Linked DNA regions of Homo sapiens: region 2 is linked to region 1. Evidence: chromatin loops called from intact Hi-C (ENCODE). Cell type or tissue: B cell. All regions are shown on one strand. Each heading gives the region's core, and the rest is flanking DNA. Links, peaks and the distances in the headings are about the cores only.

The links. A loop is a pair of places that touch in the nucleus more often than their neighbours do. Peaks named below come from ENCODE experiments on the same cell type or tissue, not always from the same donor. Only the 100,000 strongest peaks of a DNase experiment are listed, where the experiment ranks them.
Region 2: it touches region 1 in a loop (2.6-fold over the local background); 3 of 110 quality-filtered maps call a loop at or near these places.

The regions. Positions count from the first base shown.
Region 1 is chr1:178,897,260-178,902,655 of GRCh38, reverse strand. It overlaps RALGPS2 (Ral GEF with PH domain and SH3 binding motif 2), which reads right to left. Exons shown (of 20, transcript NM_152663.5): 17 at 4,900-4,992; 18 at 445-550. Among named protein-coding and RNA genes, the nearest start is that of ANGPTL1, 29 kb to the right of the region's middle. In B cell, for the core only: no CTCF peak of the experiment used is centred there; a DNase peak (open chromatin) is centred at 2,975; H3K27ac peaks cover 3,083 bases.
Region 2 is chr1:178,785,795-178,791,190 of GRCh38, reverse strand. All of the region lies in intron 4 of RALGPS2 (Ral GEF with PH domain and SH3 binding motif 2), which reads right to left. Among named protein-coding and RNA genes, the nearest start is that of RALGPS2-AS1, 62 kb to the right of the region's middle. In B cell, for the core only: a CTCF peak has its summit at 2,410; no DNase peak of the experiment used is centred there; H3K27ac peaks cover 4,078 bases.

The DNA.
Region 1 (5,396 bases), core at 77-5,076:
AACTCTGCCACTTTCAGAACTTAAGAATAACAATCCATTTCAAGGTATTGATGAAGGAAGCAGTATGGCCTATATGGCAAGTCTCTAAAAATTTGAAGTAACAATGGGGTATATATTCTCAAATTCCCTCCCTCCTTTCCTAGTTAGGTCTCTAGGGATTAGCTGGGCTTTTAATTTTCAAGCATATATGCCCATGGAGCAAAGAAAATAAGCTCCACAAATATTATTAAAATACATAATGGGACAGAAGTATTTCCCAATAGATAAAACTACACAAATACTTTCTCTCTTGAGTATTCCAGTGAAACTAGGTTTTGGCTCATCAAGTTCTTCATGTATGCATAAAACATTATATATATGACAAGTATACACACACACATACATACATACATATACACAAACACATACGCAGTATCGTAAGCCCCAGTTATTCTAACAATTCACCTTTCTCAGAGTCAGTCAGCAGGAAGAGATCAGGATGTTCAGGGTCATCAGCCATCATCACCATCCATCCTATCACAGATACGTTCTTATTGGATGTTGATTTGAACTGAGAGAAAAAAAGATAATTAGCGGAAACAGAAAATTTATGGTTTATTCTAGCAAAACTTCAGTGTTAGGGAGTGTATTTTCAGTTTCTCCTAATGAAAGATGAGATTTGTGACTTCATGCTGGTCTCAGCCAGCCTGGGGCCTTTTACTGCTGAATTTCATCCTAGGCATGCCTTCTTCAGATAATCTCCTACTTTCCAGACCTTCCCAGCTTCAACTCTGCATCAAAACCTAACTGATCTATTCCCTATTCCCAGAGAGCATGTTTGTGAATATGATATATTAATCTGTTGTTTTTTTTCTGAATTACTGTACTACTCCTTATAGGAAGGACATTTGCATTTTAGTAGCTATGCTGTCTTAAATCTGATGATGTAATAAATCAGCAGTGCTATCAGAGAGTTCTTTTTTTTTTTTTTGAGACAGTCTCACTCTGTTGCCCAGGCTGTGGTGCAGTGGTGTGATCTCAGCTCCCTGCAACCAGATAATTCTTAATGACAATATTCTTACTTGTATTTTTCAAAAAAGAAGGGTATTCTTAGCCTGTCTATTACTTTTGTAGTTAACCATTCTTTTATTATTATTTTAGCTACAACTTCTTTTCTTAATTCTGAGAAAGGGCAGTTATAAAAGAAGAACAGGTTGGCTTAAGCTAGTGCTTAAGACTGTATGTGAAGCCATTCAGGTATTGTTTAAAAATCAAACAGTGCATTGTATAAGGACGTGTACATGGTAAAACACTAAAGAAAAACAAGGCGACAATTAACAAGAAATTCAGGACAGCAAGAAGCTGTGGATATGGTTGACAGGGAAGAAGTGGATGCCTCTGGGAAGGCTTTGACGGTTCTAGTAACATTCTGTTCCTCACACTGGGTGGAGAGTATACAGGTGTTCATTTTATTTATTATGCTTTAAAATGTACATGTACACTACCTATCTTCTTTTGTATGTATGATATGCTTCACGATTAAAGGAAATGGGAAAAAGAATGAACATGGCACATTCATAACAACATGAAATTGAAATATGAAAGCTAAAGAAATCAGTAAGTTTTACTACTGTGAAGAATGAAATTGGCCCTACCACAGGACTGCTGATTTGACAGCTCATAATGTACTTCGACATGAATACTATGATCTTCTAATATTCTTTTCTTAAGCCTAAAAACTTCCACCTCAATTCCCTTTTTCAAAAAGTAAAAAGTAACTCAAGCAACATAAACTGCTTCAGAAACAGGGATGAAACTAGAGTGCAAATGCCCTTTAACCACCAGCGAATCCCATCACATTCCCCAGATATAATCATCACTTGAGGTGACAACCTCCAGACCTTATTCTATGCATTTATTATATCAGAGGTTTGTGTCATTGCTGCTGTTGGTTTTTACGTATTAATGGGGGATATATTTACACTCTGACTTGTGTTTTTCATCTATCAGTAACCATTTCCTTATTGATAAGTATTTTGGGTATTTCCAGATTTCTGTTGTCATAAATATTATAGAAATATTCTTCTACAGATAATCTTTGTGCACTTGTTCAAAAATTTCAGTAGGACAGATTCTCAGATGAGGAATTTCTGGTTATTACCAAGCTAAATACTGACTCGGACTGGCCACCACAAAAACAATACCAATTTAAATTTTTACCAGCCATGGATGACAGTCTGTTTCCCCATATCATGACCAATGCTATGTCATCAATCTTTTAAATTTTTGTCTAATGGCAGGAAAGTGTCTCCCTTAATTTGCATTTTTAAATAGTAAGTGAGGTTGATCACTCTACCCACACAAACTGTTCTTCATAGGCAAAAAAATATATACTTTATAGAATACTAAAATAAGGTATACAGACTTCCATATGTCCCACTTCTGGGTTTATTGCCATGAACAGGTATATTTTAATCTATGATTTTTTTTCTCCTCCAGCTTTTTATTTTGAAAAAATTCAAACTGTACAGAAGTTGAGAATGCCACAATGATTAGCCATATATCCTTAATCTACATTTTTGTGTTTGTTTGATCTTTCTGAACATTCAAATGCAAATTGCAGACATCATAACATTGAACCCTAAATATTTCAACATGTATCTTTTAATAACAAGAATATATTCCTATACAATCACAACGTAATTGTCATTTCTAAGAAATTGAAGAGACAACCACATAAAGTCCATGTTACATTTTCTTAAGTTGTTCCAATAATAACCTTTATAGCTTTTTAAATTTTTTCCCCAATATAACTCCAGGATTCAACTAAAAGACATACATTGCATTTAGTTGTCAAGTCTCCTTTAATCTAGAACAGTCCTCCTGTCCCCCTGCCCTTACTCCACCTGCCAAATTTTGGTCTTTTTAAGAATCTAGGCCAGCTGTCTCATAGAATGACCCACAATTTGGATTTGATTATTTCCTCATAAGATTCAGGTTAAATATTTTGGCAAAAAAAAAAACCAAAACCAAAACCAAAACCAAAACCAAAACCAAAACACAACAATACAGGTGGTGCTATGTTTAAATGGTGATTTTAATCCTTTTTCGGTTGCTTACATATAGCAGATATTTTCCTCCAATTTATTTGTATTCTAACTTTATTTGAAAACGATTAAAATTTTTTTCTTCCATTTAGTTCTGTGCCATATCTTTTCTATCTCAAGATTAATACCAAATATAGATATAGACCTGTCTCTATACCCTCTATCCTGTTCTTCAAATTTATTCTTTAATTATATTTTAATTTAATTAGAAAAGATGAGAAATGCGGTCAATTTCCTTGGTACTCAATAAGATTTTCTCACAACTCACTATGCTTTAATTTCCAAACATTTTGCATACATTACCTATCAGAAACCTCATATAATTAAAAACCCAAAGTATAATATACTAGTAACTTTATGCACAAGCAACAATGCAAAGCACAAAACAATATTTAACATATCCATTAGATGACAAATTCAGTTATAACTTCTCTAATTTGGACTTTTTCTAATTGAAACTAAGAAAAAACAAAAAACAAAAAAACCATTTTATTTTGAATAATGACTTTTCTACAATAGTCAGCTAAGTGAAATCTATCCAGCAAGTATCTCAATGTGGCTATGTGAAAAGTTACTTTCCATATGAAGCTAAGGATTTAATTGAACTGAATGAATCCAACCTTTTTCTCACTTTGAGAACAGCAGTACTAACTCTACAAATTGTTCTAGCAAAACTAATCTATGTAAATGTTGTAGGGTATATAGGCATTATTGTCAATTTGACCAGAATACAAAAAATAAATATTCACCGAAGAAATCTCCATGATCCTTCACTCAAGTCCTTTATCTCAATGCAAGAGCTATCTTAACAATTATATAATAATAGTGAGCAAAAAAGCTAGTGCTTAAGAATATATATGATCCCACTGAGGTACAGTTAAAAAATGAAACCATGGATTAATTAGGGAAACATATATGCTAACACTATGAAGAAAAGCAAGACAATGAGTCATGATGATCAGGAGGGTGGCAGGTGGTGGGTATAGCTGATAAAGAAAGGCAATGCTATCTTACGGTACTTCCCACATTCATTTAAACCAAAAATGTTCTTTTCTATACCTGTGGTTTGATTAAAGGGCTAAAACTGTGAGAATAAAGAAGAGTTTCTCTGAATTACTCTGAATTATACAGTATCATTTGGTTAAGTTTTAAGTAGAAAAAGGACTTAAATTTTTCTTCACTGGCTTACCTTTCCTCAGTAGGATAAACCACGTAATTTTTCTCCCCCAAAACATGTGACTTAGAAATAAAATTCCTCTCAGATTTTATTAATGCAACATAGAAAATCATTCTTCCTTTCAAAGATTCTATCACTGGTATGTAAAAACAAAACAGCATGCAAAAAAGATTTATAGGAAAATTCTACAGGGTGAAAAGAGGCTTCTTTTAAGTAATATGAAGCACAAGAAAGTGATTGCAGTAACTGTTGTAATTGATCATTCCTCTTCATTGTTGGGAAGAATCACTGAACCAGAGATTGAGGTGGAAAGAACTTTAGATGTTGGTCCCACATTTCCACATTTTGCTGATTAGGAAAGGAAACTCCAAGGCAATAGTTTTGAACAATATTGAACAGGAAACTCCAGATTTGAGAAAGCTTTGATGTCAAAATAGATAAGCGTAATGTGCAGTTTTGACATTTGCAATGGAAAAATGGTATTTAAAAAAGAAATAAATGTAAAAACTTTTGGACTAGAAGATAGGAAAAAACAAGGCAAACCCAAAAAACCTTTGTATCCCATTAGGACTGCTTTCTTTATAACCATGAACAGTCTGGGAAACCACGCTAAAAATGTAGAGAACAAATACTTACATGTTTTCTTTCGGTAGCCTTTAGAGATTTGGCAGCATAGTAAAAAAGCTGTGTCCCACACAAAGCTGCCCAATATTTTGTCCAAGATGCTACCTGGATAGGACAAACACAGGAATATACTATTACAATGCTCCTGGCTTCTTAGTTTCTTTACATTCTAAGTGCCAATGATCAAGTCCACTTCACTTCAACCAAAGTCCTAACCTCAGAGTTGAGCTGTATCACTTCTGAAATCTTAATCTCAAATACTCCTGTCACTGCCATGTAACTACCTGTTTGTAGACCCACATACTCAGTCTTTCCTCCAGCTACAAAAGAATAGTTAACCCCGATTCTATCTAAAGGCAAACTCAACTCTCTTTTTATGCCCTAGATTCCAACTCTCTCTCACTTTTTAAAGAAGTTTGCTTTACAGTCCCACCAACAGTGTAAAAGTGTTCCTATTTCTCCACATCCTCTCCAGCACCTGTTGTTTCCTGACTTTTTAATGACTGCCA
Region 2 (5,396 bases), core at 168-5,167, 110 kb after region 1:
CGTGATCATGCCACTGCAATCCAGCCTGGGCAATACAGTGAGACTCTGTCTCAAAAAACAAACAAAAACAAAATACACTGAAGATCTTTTAAACAGTTTTATAAAGTATATGTATACTTTTAATATACAATTATATATGAAGTAGAGACCTGAATATTGATATAATGGACACAAACATAAAATTAATTTACTAGTTATAGACTCAGTTATAACCAATATCTTTTCATAATATCTGAGGTTTAATTTTGATTTAACAATAAGAATTCCTTTATCCTCCAGTGAAGGTAATATTCTAATGTATACTATATAAAGAGACATCATTTTATGTTAATAAAGATTAATACACTAAACTGGCTGCCATCATAGGTTAAACAATCTATTTTTAACTTATCAGTAGCAAGAGTTTTGACATAATAAACAATATCTGTACAATCATTTTGGAAAACAAATTAGCAATAGTTGATTAAAAATTTAAAGATGCTCTATAATCCAGTGATCAATGCATTAAAGTGTATATATCAACACAGATGCTAGTCAACAATGTTGAACATCAAAAGCATGCTACGAAGACAAGAACATCAAAAGCATGCTAAAAAGACCGAAACAACAGAACACCATCTACATAAAATATTTGAAACTGCAATAGCATGCGTTAAGGGATACCTATACATAAAGAAAAAATATAACTAAATAGACAGGAATGATACAGACCAATACTGGATGGTGATTACCTTGGTGGCAGAATGCAGAAAGCCTTTCTCAGTACTGGTTAGATACACAGGAATTTATCTTATTATTTACTATGCTTTGTTATATGTCTTTAATATATCATACTAAATTTTAAAAACATTTTTCTGCCAGATAACAAAGGCCTTTTTATACTGGCCAGATTTAATACACTCTTAGTGTTCACACGAGACTAATACATTAAGAATATATTGGCTGGGCGCAGTGGCTCACACCTGTAACCCAGCACTTTGGCAGGCCAAGGCAGAAGGATCACTCGAGCCTTGGAGTTTGAGACCAGCCTGGACAGCACAACGAGACCCTGTCTCTAAAAAAATAAAATAAAAAATTAGCCAGGCATGGTGGCACATGTGTATGGTCCCAGCTACTTGGGAGGCTGAGGTGGGAGGATCATTTGGGCCTGGGAGGTCCTGGCTGCAGTGAGCCGTCATTGCGCCGCTGCACTACAACCTGGGGAACAGAGCCAGACCCTGTCTCCAAAAAAAAGCTAAAAGTATTTTGGTGCTACATCATTTCTTCCAATAGTTACTGTTGTCAATTTTTAAAAACACTCTCTCATTGGGCAGACATTTACTAAATACTATGTTCAACCTCTCATTCTAAATATTGAGCTTCCACTATGTGCCAGTCAGATAAAATGGTAAGCAAAAATTGTCAGTCTCTGCCCTCATGTAGCTTAAAATCTGGTGGAGAGGCAAGCAAATCAAGTACCTGTATTCACTCTCTTGATAATCTCACCCACACTTTTAAATACCACCTCTACACTGACATCTCCTAAACTTATTATTTCTAGACTGGACTGGAAATATATGCCAGTATACATTCCCAAACTCAACATTCTCCTTGGCTGTCTAACAGGCATGTCAAAATAAGTATGTCCAAAGCCAAACTCCTGCAAAATCTGTTCCTCTAGCCTTTCTCCACAAGGGTGCATTGTGCATTATATTTTATATGAATAGCAGCCCCAGGAGTTGTATACGACAACAATAATAATTTTTCATCCCAGAGAATATCAACTACATGCATCTGGCTTCAGGCCAAAAACCTTGGTGTCATCCTCTACTCTTGTTTCACATACAATGTCTGGCAACTTCTCATTTATCTCTTCCATTCCCACCCTGATCTAAGCCACCTTCATCTCTCACGTGGTCTCCTTGATTCAGTCCTTGGTACCACCTCTTCTTCCCCTATGCTCTTTGCCACATATCCTAGTCAGCAGTATCAAAGAGCTGCTTAAGGCCGGGCACAGTGGCTCACGCCTGTAAACCCAGCATTTGGGGAGGCCAAGGCGGGTGGATCACTTGAGGCCAGGAGTTTGAGACAAGCCTGGCCAACATAGTGAAACCCTGTCTGTACTAAAAATACAAAAATTAGCGAGGCGTGGTGGCATGCACCTGGAGGCCTAGCTACTAGGGAGGCTGAGGTAGGATAATCACTTGAACCCGGGAGGCGGAGGTTGCAGTAAGTTGAGATCACACCACTGCATTGCATTCCAGCCTGGGTGACAGAGCAAGATTGTCAAAAAAAAAGAAAAAAGAAGAAGAAAGAAAGGAAAGAAAGAAAGAAAAGAAAAGAAAAGAAAAGAAAAGAAAAGAAAAGAAAGAAAGAAAGAAAACAAAAGAAAAGAAAAGAAAAGAAAGAAAGAAAAGAAGAGAAGAGAAAAAAAAGAGCGACTTAAAACCTAACGCGGAAAATGTCACTTCTCTGCTCACAACCCTCTAATGGCTTCCCATCTTTTTCACAATGGCCCCACACCATCTAGCCCTCACCCTACCTCTCATCTTCTAGTACATTCCCTCCCTTGCTCACTCACTGTAGCTCACTGGCCTTTGCCCCGACTTTCCCTTTGCCTGGAATACTATTTCCCCAAACACTCATATGGCTTGCTCTCTCACTCACCTCCTTTAGGCCTTAATGCAGATGTCATCTTCTCAGTAAGGTCTTCCTGATCATCCTATCTAAAGTTGCAACTCCCACTACCCTCACACTTCCTATTCTCTTCTCTCTGCTTTATGTTTTTCATGACACTCTATAGCTAACCTCACCCAAATATCAGATCCATGAGGGCAGGAATTTTAGTGTTGGCTTACTGCTATACCTTCAGCAACTAAACTAGATGTTTTAAATTGCATAAAATAGGCATACAATAGGCATCCAGTAAATATTTGTTGAATCACAACACAAATGTAAAATTGCAATTGACGAGTCCAGTGAAAAAGTATAGAGTGCTAGGTGACCCTGTAGAAAGACAAAAAAAGCTTACCTGAGAAAGTCAAACTAGAGCTGAGAACTGAAAGATGAGTAGAAGTTAATTAGGATGTGCACAGGCTCAGTGGTGAGAGGGGCTAAAGGAAGGCTAGTATATCTTAGACCAGAAAGACAGGAAAGATGTAAGATGGGGTTGCAGAAGGTAGAAAAAGGTAAAACTGTGAAGAGATCTGTAGACCATATTAAGATGGTTCTTTATCCTCAGAGCAACAGGAAGCCAATGAAGTGTTTTAAGCAGAGCGATCACATGAACAGATCCAACAGATGTTGAAAAGATTACCATGGCTACTGGGTAAAAAAGCATTTAGAGGGGTCAAAGTAAATGCAGGTAGATGAAGTAAGAGGTCACTGCAATAATTCACTTGAGAGAAGACAGTATTTTACATTGGGGTGTTGGGAGTAGAGATAGACTGGATAGATAAGGTACTTAGGAGGTTAAAAAAATCAAAGGGATTAGATAAATGGAGTAAAGGTCAAGGGAATTTTAAGGTTTATTTCTAAGTTTCACAAAGTACTATCAGATGCCCCAAGGGAATAAAAATTTCCCATAGATGTGAAGTCTATGTCTTCAAGTAGTATTATCTGGATCTTCAATATCCAAGCTCCTAGCCACCAATGGCTACTAAGCACTTGAAATATAGCTACTCCAAATAAAGATGTACTGCAATTGTTGTATATGTTGGATTTGAAGGCTTAGCGGAGAAAAAAGAATGTAAGATATCTCAATAATTTTTTACACTGATTACAAGTTGAAACGATAATATTTTGTATGTAGCAGGTTACATAAAATCATTAAAATCAATTTCATCTTTCTTTTTACCTTATAATGTGGCTACCAGAAAACAAAGTTATATAAATGGCTTATACTATATTTCTGCTAGACAGCACTGATCTCATATAAAGCAGCAATACAACTGTTGCAGTTCATTCAAAAGGAAAAAATACACCTAAGAAGAAGACAGGTGAATTTTAGGTCAAAAACGTAATTTGCATAAAGAATTTCATTTTTTTGATTTTTTTTTTCAGGGAGGAGAAGAAATAAGTATTTCTGGTTTTTTCTTTTTGCCATTTAAATACAAAAGCCATTTTCTTCTTGTGCTTTATTTATAGAATACATTGTTCTTCTTCTATTGCTAATCCAATGGTTCTACTTAGAGAGCCCTCTGAGGTATGGGGGAAAAGTTAGGAAAACACAGAATTGTGGAAATGATGGGAACTGACGATCATTTCGGCCCACCCCTTCATTTATAGGTATCGAATTTGAGATACTAAGACAGGAAGTAACTTACTTGAAAATCACAGGACTAATACTACCTACATCATGTAGGACATAAATGGAAACTCATAGTCATTACAGTGTTCAGGGCCACTACAGACTTGTATATAGCACAATGAATACACTATATTTTGTTCCCGAAAGAACTAAAATTGTATCTATTTTGTAGTATTGAATTTCAGGATTATCAATGACTTTGTTTTGGAATACAAAATCACATTGATATACTAGATGAGAGGTTAAAAAAAATCAGATTTTAGAGTCTGAAACCCAGTTCCACCACTTAGTTGTGTACCAAAGACAATTGTCACTGTTTCCTCATCAGTAAAACAGAGATACTATCATACTCAGGATGTTAAAATGATAGGAACACTATACACACACACACCCCCATGCTTATAGTGGATAGATGCATAACGCCAGTCCCTTTGTTTTCATTAGAAACAAATGATGTGTTTCTTGATCCTTTCTCTCCTCTCCAAAATGTCAACGCAGTCATATTATTAAGTCATAAAATAAAGATATAAGGGAAAAGATTACTAGAGTTAGTGGTGAAACCCAGTTTCAAATTTCCATCTTCCCATTAAAAAGCTTCAAAGCAATAGGTAAATCATTCAACTTCCCTAAGTCTATTTCCTCCAGTAAGTAATGCAGCCAAATCAATCAAAATGATTCAAATACAGCTGACCTGTAAACAACACATGGGTCTACTTATACACGGATTTTCTTCCACCTCTACCACCCTTGAGATAGCAGAACAAATCTCCCTTCTTCCTCAGTCTACTCGATGTGAGGCTAATGAGGATAAAGACCTTTATGATGATCCGCTTCCCCTGAATGAATAGTAAATATTGTTTCTCTTCCTTATGATTTTCTTAGTAACATTTTTTCTCTAGTTTATTGTAAGAACCGAGTACAAAATACATATAACATACAAAATATGTGTTAGTTGATTGTTTATGTTACCAGTAAGGCTTTTGGTCAACATCAGGCTATTTGAAGTTAAGTTTGCAGGGAATCAAAAGTTATAGAAAGAGTTTTCACTGAGCAAGTGTCAATGCTCCTAACCTCCGCTTTGTTCAGATGTCAAGTATAGTCCTATCTA